Linked DNA regions of Homo sapiens: region 1 is linked to region 2. Evidence: chromatin contacts called from ENCODE Hi-C or POLR2A ChIA-PET data. All regions are on one chromosome and are shown on one strand. Each heading gives the region's core, a stretch centred on a gene start or an enhancer-like site at or near the end of the contact. The rest is flanking DNA. Distances are from core to core; before and after follow the strand shown.

Region 1 (5,872 bases), core at 690-3,189, 170 kb before region 2:
CAGCCCTTCAGTGATCACGCAGGCTCGTCCGGCGTCGGCTCTCCCCGCCCCAGGTGGTAAACAACTCCAAGGCCAAGACCTCACTCTGCAGGGCTCAGGATGGAGAATCCAAGCTGTCCTTCCCCTGGAGACACGGCTTTGCAATCACCTGTTGAATGTCCTGTCCCACCAGACTGAGCCTGGGACCACATATGTGTGTGCCCACTGCCATCTGTCCCTGTCCACACGGGGCCTGGCTAGCTGTGAAATTAATGACCCCGTACGTGGGTGTGAGAAGCACCCCCGTGCCCTCGGGCAGCTATGTGGACAGATCAAAGGAAGGCAGGATCCCAGAACCAGTAACGTCCCAAGGCAGCTGGTGAACAAGAGCCCAGAGAGCAGCAGGGCCGTCCCCTGGTAACCTAGGCTGCACTGTTATCTCTAGCCCCAACAGTCTCATCTGTCAAATGGAAAGGCCGAGACAATGAGCTGGCATCCTGAACCATGTTCGGGTCACACATCCCCTTCAACAATGTGATGAAAATGACTGGTCTCTCCTTAAATTAAAAAGACTGAATTTTGTGAGCTATTACAGGGAGTTAATGCGGACCCTGGAGCCACAGGTCCTTTGGTCCTGACCCTCTGGCTTGAGACGGAGCCAGCTCTAGCACCCCTTCCAGCACAAAAGCCATAGGACAGGGCCTGTGGACACCAGCTGGACGGGGTCGACTCCAGATAGGCAGGGAGGAGGGAGTCACAGAGACGGGGAGAAACCAGGCAAGAGCGACTCTTGAAGGTGGGGGTGGGCTACAGGTAGGAGACAGAACAGGCAGCGCAAGCCTTTTCTTCTGCCTCCTGAAACCCTGGCCCATCTCCCCTGTGAAGCCCTCTTCCTCGCGCCTTCCTTGCTGGGGTTTGTGCACTTCAAGCTCAGCTTTGCTCTGTCTTCAGAGAACTTCATTTGCACCCACGTACGCAGGGACTCAAGCCCCGGCTTGCCACTCCCTAGCGGTGTGACCCTGGGCAGGCTGTATCACCTCTGAGAAGCTGTTTCCTTCTCTGTAAAATGGAGATGTATTATAATACCATCTTCCTCAAAGGAAGATCAGTGGTGGGAATCAAGTGCCTCGTGGAGAGCCGGGCCCAGCCTAGGCAGGCACACAGGCCATGGGCGGTGCGGTTGCTGCTGCTGTTCATTTCTGAATCTCCCACGTGTCACCTTGAGTGTGGGAGGAAAATAACTGGCAAATAATCACAAACGTCTCTATTTTGCGAGTACATTTTCAGCAGTGTTCAATATTGTGAAATTCTGGAGCTAACAAAACCATTTGCTAGTGACCTTGATATTTGTTGTGATGGGATTTGAAACTGGTTCCAAGGCCTGAACATATAGAGACACAATTGCTCTCAGGGATTAAGTAGAAAGAACTGGTCAAGTTGATGTAGCCATGGAAACCCCAGCCAGTCTGGGAAGAGCTACTTTGGGGCACAATCATCTTTTTTCCATAATATCCCTTAACACTACTAACTTTTGCACTGCCTGGTATCTGCGGCTCAGTTGAACCTGGCCCTGCAACATCCACAGCCCAGCTTTTCAGTCAACTGCTATGGCCGGGAGAGGTGCCATGTCAGCAAGATCTTCTCCTCTCCCACCCGCTTCGGTCAGGTTCAAGACAACGGAGCCCCCGCTGAGTACCGTCGGGGACAGGAAACACACAATGGGAAGAGGAAGTGGGAAACCTCCACCCTTTCCCAGGCTGCTGCAGTAGCAGCGGCCAGAAGCCACCTCCTGAGCAGTGGAAGCTGGGTGAGAGCTGCTGTGGGAAGGGTGGCTGATTCCCTATCAATAGCACCTCCCGTTCCTGCCGGCCCCACAACCCTACACAAAAAGGTGCTGTGTCAGCAGTTCCCGCAGAAACAATGGGGTTCTGCCGGGTGGCAGGATTTCACGCACCTCTAGATGGCGCCAAGTCAAGACAAATGCAGACAGGAATTCCCGGCTTCCAGCAAACTGGGTATCAGTCTACGCCTTCCTCTTTTCCTAACTTCCACTGTGAGACAAGCTTCCGTGGAAAGAAAGCTGGCTCCAGAATAGAGATTTCCCATGCGACTTCACATCTGTGCCTGCCTGGAGCCTGCTGGAGAAGTGACTGCTGGGAAAGCCTCTATCTTCAGACAGCAGGATCAGGGGAGAAGCCTGCAACTGTCCCCACCCACTAACTCCCCTGGAGAAACCCTGACTCCCGTCTTCAGAAAGCAGGCTACTCTATGACCCTCCCAGGAGTACCACGCTCTCCTGCCCCATCCCTGTGGGCTTAGATAGGGTCAGGAGCTGTGAACAATTCCAGTCAGCTAAGAGAGTGTGGACAGAATAAGGTGAAGGTGGCATCCAGATTGTGAAAACAGACACCATAGGAAGTGCAGACCCTGGAAGGATGAGCTTGGAGGCCCCGCAGCCCTGTCACTATTGAGGCTCTGACAGTTCAGGGGTGGGCTTCTTGCACACCTGTCTCCTTCAGATGCTACTAAGAGTCAGTGACCCAGGACTCGGGGCCATGCTGATCCATCACCTCCCTCAAATTTCTGCCTACACCATCAGGCTTGTGAATAAATTGTGCTTGTTTAAAGCTCCCTCTTTAGAGGTGGGCAGTGACAAGATGAGACTAATGTCTTGCCCCTGAGGAACACGTCTCCTTTCCTCTTCCCCACCCTCTGGTTGCTGGATCACAGGTGGCTGTGATCTCTGGGCAGCTAGCAGAGACACTCCCTTCTGCAGCTGCACAGCAAGGGCTGCTGCTGGGTCTTGGCCTGCCAGAGGCACAAAGCAGGAAGGCTGCTGATGACTTAAAAGGTAGTGAGGGCCACATGGTGGGACGCTCTGAGAGGTCAGGCATCCTCTGTGGTACTACACAAAGTCCAGGGAAAGGCTGGCCAGTGAGAAGGCTCGCCCATCTGGACAAACACCTCTACAGAGAGGCAGGCTGGGGCAGGAACAACTGATGAGGCAAGGTGGCATGGCACACAGGATACCATTAAAACCAGAGGTGCTAATTTGCTACAGCATCAAATGATTACTTGGCCAGGGCCACTGGAGTCATCTCTTTCCCTCCAGAGGCCGGCTTCCTAAGAGGCTGTAGGACCCTAGACCCATGTTAACTTCATTACATGAGAGGTAGGAGAAGACAGGTAAGAAGAGGGGAAAGAAAAATAAGACCTACTATTAAATAGGCTATTCACAGCCTCACTTCTAGGCCTTTCCGAATAGAATTTCATCCGCAGGAGTAGGGATGGTAACAACGGCAGGACACAAGGGGCAGGGAAGGTTAAGTCGGCCACAAGCGAAGGAGCCAAGTCTGACACCGAAACCATGCTCTTAACTAATGAGAGTTTGGGGGAAACCTGCAACTCTCTTGGTGTAACCCTCAGATAAGCACCTAAGGTCTACAAGGGCAGGAGCCCGATTTGCAAGTCCCATTGCTGTCATCTGGTTAATTCCCTTGCCCTCTGTCCTTCAAACCTCAGCTCTAACAGCCAGCATCCATTCTGAGGGCAGGACCTATTCTTCCAGTGCCAAGCCCTTTCTCCCTCAATCCGCCCAACACTGGGCTGCCGGTACTCACTGTGTGCTTCCACCAAGTCGATCTGCATGTTATACGGGACCAGGGGGTCAGGCAGTTCTGAGAAAAAGCTCTTCATGGCACCAGCCACGGTATTCACCGTAAAGTCTTTCTCTGCCAGGTCCAGGTTGTGGTCTGAAAGGAAGTCAGGAGAGTGAGGCCAAACCATTCTAAGCCAGGCAGAAGCATCAGGACAACTCGGGGCTCAGGAGAGGCTAGAGAAACCTCAAGGAGCCAGAGACGGCCTCAGGACTGGCAAGGATTGGAGGGGTGGGACTTGTGAGCGCTAACGCGAGTTCTGAGGTTCAGGCATGGGCTGGCCCCAGCACCTCTTTCCGAGACTGCTGAACTGCCCCTTCTACCACTCTCGGGGCAGGGGTGCTACCCCCACATGCTGGTTTTTGGTGCCAGGAGCTTGCCTTCATCTGGCTTTGATATGCTGTTGCCTCTTCCTTACTCCCTTCCCATCACAGAAGAAGGAGGCGGCTTTCCTAAAGGGTGGCTCGCTTTCCAGGTAGGTCACAAAGATGTTAGCAACCACTGTGACTGCTGCCTCCATCCTTGTCCCCTATGGTGGGAGGGCAAATAGGCTCATTTTTTCTCTCTCTGGCCCTTCCCAGCCACAGGCACCGCTGACCCATGTCATGCTTTCCTTCTCATTGCATACATACTTCAGTGCGTTCCTGATGACGAAGAAATCTCTACAGATGGACAGTACCAGGTTCCACTATGGGGGAGGTAAGCTGGTACAGGATCTCCCATATATACAAATGCATCCCACACTGGGGGCTCTACCCTCACTTTGGCCTCGTGTCTCCCACAGATTAGCAGGCGTTTCCCTGTCCTGCGGTCCCCTCTGCCTGCTGCCGGCCAGCTGAGCCCGACTGCGGTGCTGCAAGGCGCAAGGGCCGCCCACCTGGGAAGTGGGTGTGGTGTCCACTCTGGGTGGTGCCTCCTGCCCTGGCTGCTGATAGATGGGAATGTGCCCTGCTCTGGTGCTTTTGCTTCTGGCACTGGGGGACGTGGCTTCTCATCCCACAGTGTGGGCAATTCCAAGAGGTAGTTTGGCTGCCTGACTTTAGGCCTCTTGAAGCTGGCTCAGCTTAGGAGAAGGGAGTCCCTGCCAAGAGCTATGTAACTTGGGTCTCTGTCCCAAGGGCTCAGCTCCTCACACGATGGTCCCTCACTTTCTCTGGTGCTGGGACTTTGTGAGGAGGGTAGATCTGAGGCCCTGGCAAAACAGGATCACATCTCAACCCGACTTGTATATCATGTGCCTGCAACTAGCTCTGCATGGGAAAACAGGCAAAGCTCTTCAGTGTGGTGAGGGAGGCATGTGCCCGGGCAACCTGGAAGAGCATCTGTGAGTGGCAGTGTGGGGAGTGGCCTACATGACCCAGCTTGGGCAGGGATGGTGCTTCGGTTCACTGACAGGACCCGGTCCCCTCCTCCCCGCTGCAGCCACACATGGTCTCTTTCTCAGTCTCAGCACCTCGTGGCTTTGGGTCTGTGCTGGCAGGAGTGCTCCGAAGCCCCACAGACAGTTCACCGAGGCAGCTGTGTCTGCCTTGACCAGCTCTGGCCTCGGATGCCTGGCCAGGCTGCACTTTACCTTGATCAAACTGTCTCTGCAGACTCTCCATCTCAGACTTGTTCCCGCTGACCCGGTAGATGCCTTCCGTGCTCAGTCCTGAGGAGAAACAGGCAGGGTCTTAGGAGCAGGAACTGGAGAGCAGAGAATGAGGAGGGCTGGGCTCGAAGACAAGGAGAAAGCCAGGGAAAGTCCATGAGGTGCCCACCACAAGAGAGGAGCAGGCCTCAGCACACTCTCGTTTGATTTTTCTAGATGCTTCAACCCATCTGACCTCCATTTTCTTTTTCACTTAAAAATTTTAAAGTATTTGTTTTTTGGTAAAAATGGAAAGACTATAGAAGCACAGCAGCTAAAGATAACTTCTGTTCATATTTTGATGTATACTCTTGAGTTTTTCATTTTCATTTAAAAAACAGAGGTAGTATATATTTTAACCCAATTACTTTCACTTACAAAGTATGTTGTGAATTTATTTTAATCACTTCAAGTTCTTATTCTTTTACATGATTTTAAAGACACCAAAGTATATGATCACTGTAAGAATAGTCATGCTGTTAATCATACAGGGTTGGCTGGGAGCGGTGGCTCACGCCTGTAATCCCAGCACTTTGGAAGGCTGAGGCAGGAGGATCACTTGAGGTCAGGAGTTCGAGACCAGCCTGGCCAACATAGTGAAACCCCA
Region 2 (5,304 bases), core at 741-3,240:
CTATGGCAGTTCCAGCAGCCCTGGTGGCCAGGGCGGTGGCAGAAAGCTTTAGTTACTTTGGGGAAATGAAGCTTAGCCAGCAGACAGAGCCAGGGAAATGACAGGGAAGCTCAGGTTACAAACAGACTTGTGAACTCAGCCAGGCACAGGGGTGGCAGGGCCTGTCTGTTATGAAGAAGGTGTGTTTTTTGTGTTTGTTTGCTTTTTTTGAGACGGAGTCTCGCTCTGTCGCCCAGGCTGGAGTGCAGTGGCGCGATCTCGGCTCACTGCAAGCTCCACCTCCCGGGTTCACGCCATTCTCCTGCCTCAGCCTCCTGAGTAGCTGAGATTTACAGGTGCCAGCCACCACGCCCGGCTAATTTTTTTTAATATTTTTTAGTAGAGACGGGGTTTCACCGTGTTAGCCAGGATGGTCTTGATCTCCCAACCTTGTGATCCGCCTGCCTCGGCCTCCCAAAGTGCTGGGATTACAGGCATGCGCCACCGCGCCCGGCCGTGTTTGATTTGAGACAGGCTCTCACTCTGTTGACAAGGCTGGAGTGCAGTGGCATGATCACAGCTCACTGCAGTCTCAACCCCTGGGCTCAAGCAATCCTCTCACCCCAGCTTCCCGAGTAGCTGGGACCACAGGTGCGTGCCGCCATGCCTGCCTATTTTTTTTTTTTTTTTTTGAGACACAGTCTCCCTCCATCGCCCAGGCTGGAGCTCACTGCAAGCTCTGCCTCCTTAGTTCATGGGAGTCTCCTGCCTCAGCCTCCCGAGTACCTGGGATTACAGGCGTGAACCACCACATCCGGCTATTTTTAAAATATTTTTAGTCGAGATGGGGTTTCACTATGTTGGTCAGGCTGGTCTTGAACTCCTGACTTCAAATCATCCACCCACCTCAGCCTCCCAAGGTGCTGGGATTACAGGCGTGAGCCACCACCCTCGGCTCCTGATTTTTTAATATTTTTTAAAGACGAAGTTCCACTATGTTGCCTAGGCTGATCTCAAACTCCCTGGCTTAAGCAATCCTCCCGCCTTAGCCTTCCAAAGTGCTGGGATTGCAGGCATGAGCCACCATACCCAGTGGAAGATGTATTGGAGACAATACTCATGTATATGGACAAAAAACAAAAACAAAAAACTCCAGGACTGTATTTGTGACTAATCGTATAACAGGTTATTTCAGTTTCTCTTCTGTGGAAAGTGCAAAGCATTCCAACAAAGGGTTTTAATGTAGATTTTTGTTTTGCACCCATGCTGTTGATGGCTAAATATAAGTGTCTGATGATAATGTTGAATAAAAAAAAAAAAAACAAAAAAAAAACCTTAGAGGAAGTTTTGCTATAAAGGGAGAAGAGAAATAGTCGCTAGAGGGGGGAATGAGATTGGAGGGTGTTTGGTGGAGTGGATGATATCACAGCAGGTTTTTGTTTTGTTTTGTTTTGTTTTGTTTTGAGACAGATGCCCAGGCTGGAGTGCAGTTGTGCGATCTCGGCTCACCGCAACCTTTGCCTCCTGGGCTCCAGCGATTCTCCTGCCTCAGCCTCCCAACTAGCTGGGACCACAGGCGCCCGCCACCATACCCCGCTAATTTTTTGTATTTTTAGTGGAGACTGGGTTTCGCCATGTTCGTCAGGCTGGTCTCAAACTCCTGACCTCAAGTGATCCGCCCGCCTCAGCCTCCCAAAGTGCTGTGATTACAAGTGTGAGCCACCGCGCTCAGCTCAAATCATCAGTTTTATGCTGATGGGGATGATGCAACAGACAAGGGGAAACCGGAAGATGCAGGAAAGAGATGGGAGAGGGATGGAAGGCGCAGCTGGGATTATCCAAGCACACGAGAGGCATCTGGGAGGAAGGGGTGCGTGGGCGCCAAGGCAGGTGGTGGTGGTGTTGGTGTGGGGAGTTCCCAAAAGTCCCTACTCCAATGACTTCCTTCTTCTCAGTGAAATGGGAAGCAAGAGTAAGTCTCAGTCAGCTGAGAGTGACAGCCACTCAAGTTGGTGCCCTTAAGACCACGCGGGTGGTGGAGCCTGTGGAGTGGAGATCACCTGTCTTTTATTTTCTTTTAAGACATGGGGGCCAGACGTGGTAGCTCATGCCTGTAATCCAAGCACTTTGGGGGGCCGAGGCAGGCGGATCATCTGAGGTCAGCCTGGCCAGCATGGTGAAACCCCATCTCTACTAAAAATAAAAAAGTTAGCCGGGCATGGTGGTGCACGCCTGTAATCTCAGCTACTTGGGAGGCTGAAGCAGAGGCCGCAGTGAGCTGAGATCGTGCCACTGCACTCCAGCCTGCGTGACAAGAGCGAGACTCCATCTCAAAAAAAAAACAAACCAAAAAACTTAAAAATACTCTGGGGTGGCAAACGAAATGTGGTGGCTGGATGGAGCCCTCAGGCCATGTGTTTGCAACCCTGGTGCAACTGCACTAAAGCACAGGCCAGAGTCAGTTCTGGGCTTTTGAGGGGCTCCAGGGTTTAGAGAACAGAAAGTCGAAGAGGAACCTGAGAAAGCCACCAAACAAGGAAGCTTCTTGTTTTTGTTTTTGTTTCTTTTTGAGACAGACTCTCACTCTGTCTCCCAGGCTGGAGTGCAATGGCGCGATCTCGGCTCAATGCAACCTCCACCTCCCAGGTTCAAGCAATTCTCCTGCCTCAGCCTCCCAAGTAGCTGGGATTACAGGTGCCCACCACCATGCCTGGCCAATTTTTGTATTTTTAGAGACGGTGTTTCTTTTTCTTTCTTTTTTCTTTTTTTTTTGAGACAGAGTCTTTCTCTGTCGCCAGGCTGGAGTGCAGTGACGCCATCTTGGCTCACTGCAACCGCTGACTCCCTGGTTCAAGGAATTCTACTAACTCAGCCTCCTGAGTAGCTGGGATTACAGGCACGTGCCACCATGCCCAGCTAATTCTTTGAATTTTTAGTAGAGATGGGGTTTCACCATGTTGGCCAGGATGGTCTCCATCTCCTGACCTCGTGATCCGCCCACCTCGGCCTCCCAAAGTGCTGGGATTACAGGTGTGAGCCACCGTGCCTGGCGGTTTTATTTGTTTTTTGAGACAGGGTCTCACTCTGTTGCCCAGGCTGGACTGCAGTGGCACTATCATGGCTCATTTCAGCCTTGAATTCCCAGGCTTGGGTGATTCTCCCACCTCAGTCTCCTGGGTAGCTGGGATTACAGGTGTATGCCACCAAGTCTGGCTAATTTTTTGTGTTTTTTGTAGAAATGGTGGTTTCAAGGCCGGGCGCGGTGGCTCACGCCTGTAATCCCAGTACACTGGGAGGCCGAGGTGGGCAGATCATGAGGTCAGGAGATCGAGACCATCCTGGCTAACAAGGTGAAACCCCGTCTCTACTAAAAATACAAAAAAAAAAAAAAAATTAGCCAGGCGTGGTGGCGGGCGCCTGTAGTCCCAGCTACTTGGGAGGCTGAGGCAGGAGAATGGTGTGAACCCAGGAGGCAGAGCTTGCAGTGAGCCAAGATCGCGCCACTGCACTCCAGCCTGGGCAACAGAACGAGACACAGTCTCAAAAAAAAAAAAAAAAAAAGAAATGGCGGTTTCATCATGTTGCCCCGGCTGGTCTCAACCTCTTGGGCTCAAGTGATCTGCTCACCTCTGCCTCCGAAAGTGCTGGAATTACAGGTGTAAGCCACCGAGCCCAGCCTCAAGGAAGCTTCTGAACTGTTAGGGGGAGCTCCTGCTCTAGGCCCAGCAGCTTCCAAGGCTTTAAAGGCATAATCCCATTTAATCTTGTAATGACGCTGTGAAGTGGCTCTTGGTATTAGCATTGCAATTCTGAGTATTATCTCCTCTTTGTAGATAAGGAAGATCATTTGCCCAAGGACACACAATGAGCAGATGAGACTGGAACCCAGATTTCTAGAGTGCTAGACTCTGTGTCTTCCCATTCACTTTATTTTTTATTTTATTTTATTTTATTTTTTTGAGACAGAGTCTCACTCTGTTGCCTAGGCTGGAGTGCAGTGGCACGATCTCAGCTCACTGCAACCTCTGCCTCCCAGGTTCAAGTAATTCTCGTGCCTCAGCCTCCCCAGTAGCTGGGATTACAGGCGTGTGCCACTATGCCTGGCTAATTTTTGTATTTTTAGTAAAGATGGGGTTTCACCGTGTTGGTGAGGCTGGTCTCAAACTCCTGACCTCAAGTGATCTGCCCACTTTGGCCTCCCAAAGTGCTGGGATTACAAGCGTGAGCCACCGTGGCCAGCCATAAAATTTTTTTTTTATTATAAAATATCTGGGCTTTTTTTGTTTTTTGTTTTTTAGTTGGGGCCTTGCTCTGTCACTCAGGCTGGAGTGCAGTGGTGCAATCTCAGCTCACTGCAGCCTCCGCCTCCTGGGCTCAAGTGATCCTCCTGTTACGGGATCTTTGGGGTGTTGCTTTTCTGGCCAGAAACCTCTGTGGCTGCAGTGCCTTTGCCCAAGTTCTTGTCCTGTGTCCAGGAAGAATGAGGTACACAGACAAGTGAAGGGTGAAGAAGATGAATAGGAGCTTTATTTAGTCTTAGAACAGCTCAGAGGAGACCGTCAGTGGGCAGCTCCTCTCAGTAGGCAGGTCACCCCATCGAGTGTTCAGCTCTCAGCAGAGATGAGGCCCTGAAGAGGGTGGTTCCTCTCGGCAGGCAGGTCATGTAGGCGTCTCTGCAGGTCTCTGAAGCTCTCAGTAGAGAGGGTAGCTCCTCTGTGCAGGTGGTAATCCCATTGTCTCTCTGTCCTCTGCCCTCTGCCCTGCTCTGGTGGAGCCTGGGGCTTTTATGGACCTCAGAGAGGAGGAAGTACGTGCTGGTTGGTCCATGGGCTGCCATGCGTGGGCCCAGAGGAGGTACAAGTCCCCACTCTTGTCTGTGGGGTTGGCAGCCTGGCCCCCAGCCTTCAGGCCCTCCCTGGCAAGAAGGTGGGGCCTTACTAGGGACCCCCCACCAACTTCTGCCCAGGAATCCGTCTGCCTCCTGCTGCCATTCATGGCCCCAGGACTGGACCCCAACCCCGATCCCAGATCAGAGCTGGCGCTGGGAGAGAAGAGAGGCCAGGCAGCAGGAGAAGACACCCAGCAGTCTGCAGAGATTGGGGGGGCCTTCCCGGCCTCTGAGAGTGCAGGCTGCAGAGAGGCCCAGGTCCTCAGCCTCAGAGGGCGGCCACAGCTGCATCCGGGGAGCTCCTGCCCTGCCAACTCGGAAGGGGTGGGGCTCCCACTTGTCCCCGGCTCTTGCTCACTCTGTGGAGCTGGAGGCCTAGGTTGGCAGCCATGGGGGCAGCTGCAGCTGCACCCGGGAGGGCAGACCCTACCTACTTC

What was found. A loop is a pair of places that touch in the nucleus more often than their neighbours do. ChIA-PET counts read pairs that join two places held with the same protein, here RNA polymerase II (POLR2A). Pooled maps may share reads with other maps.
Region 1: a pooled map shows a loop between it and region 2 (3-fold over the local background). The contact joins two enhancer-like sites. A Hi-C loop is called at or near these places in 2 of 50 pooled maps. POLR2A ChIA-PET finds 5 or more read pairs at or near these places in 6 of 52 experiments (BJ, Caco-2, GM12878 and 3 more).

Annotation. Positions count from the first base shown.
Region 1 is chr19:46,987,403-46,993,274 of GRCh38, reverse strand. It overlaps ARHGAP35 (Rho GTPase activating protein 35), which reads right to left. Exons shown (of 7, transcript NM_004491.5): 4 at 5,209-5,286; 5 at 3,600-3,731. Among named protein-coding and RNA genes, the nearest start is that of NPAS1, 29 kb to the left of the region's middle. Within about 2 kb of position 1,939, at least 19 of the 41 ENCODE cell types and tissues checked have a DNase peak (open chromatin) inside an H3K27ac peak, as active enhancers do.
Region 2 is chr19:46,821,642-46,826,945 of GRCh38, reverse strand. No RefSeq gene overlaps it. Among named protein-coding and RNA genes, the nearest start is that of SNAR-E, 6.4 kb to the left of the region's middle. RefSeq lists enhancers at 5,027-5,086, 5,257-5,304. Within about 2 kb of position 1,990, at least 7 of the 41 ENCODE cell types and tissues checked have a DNase peak (open chromatin) inside an H3K27ac peak, as active enhancers do.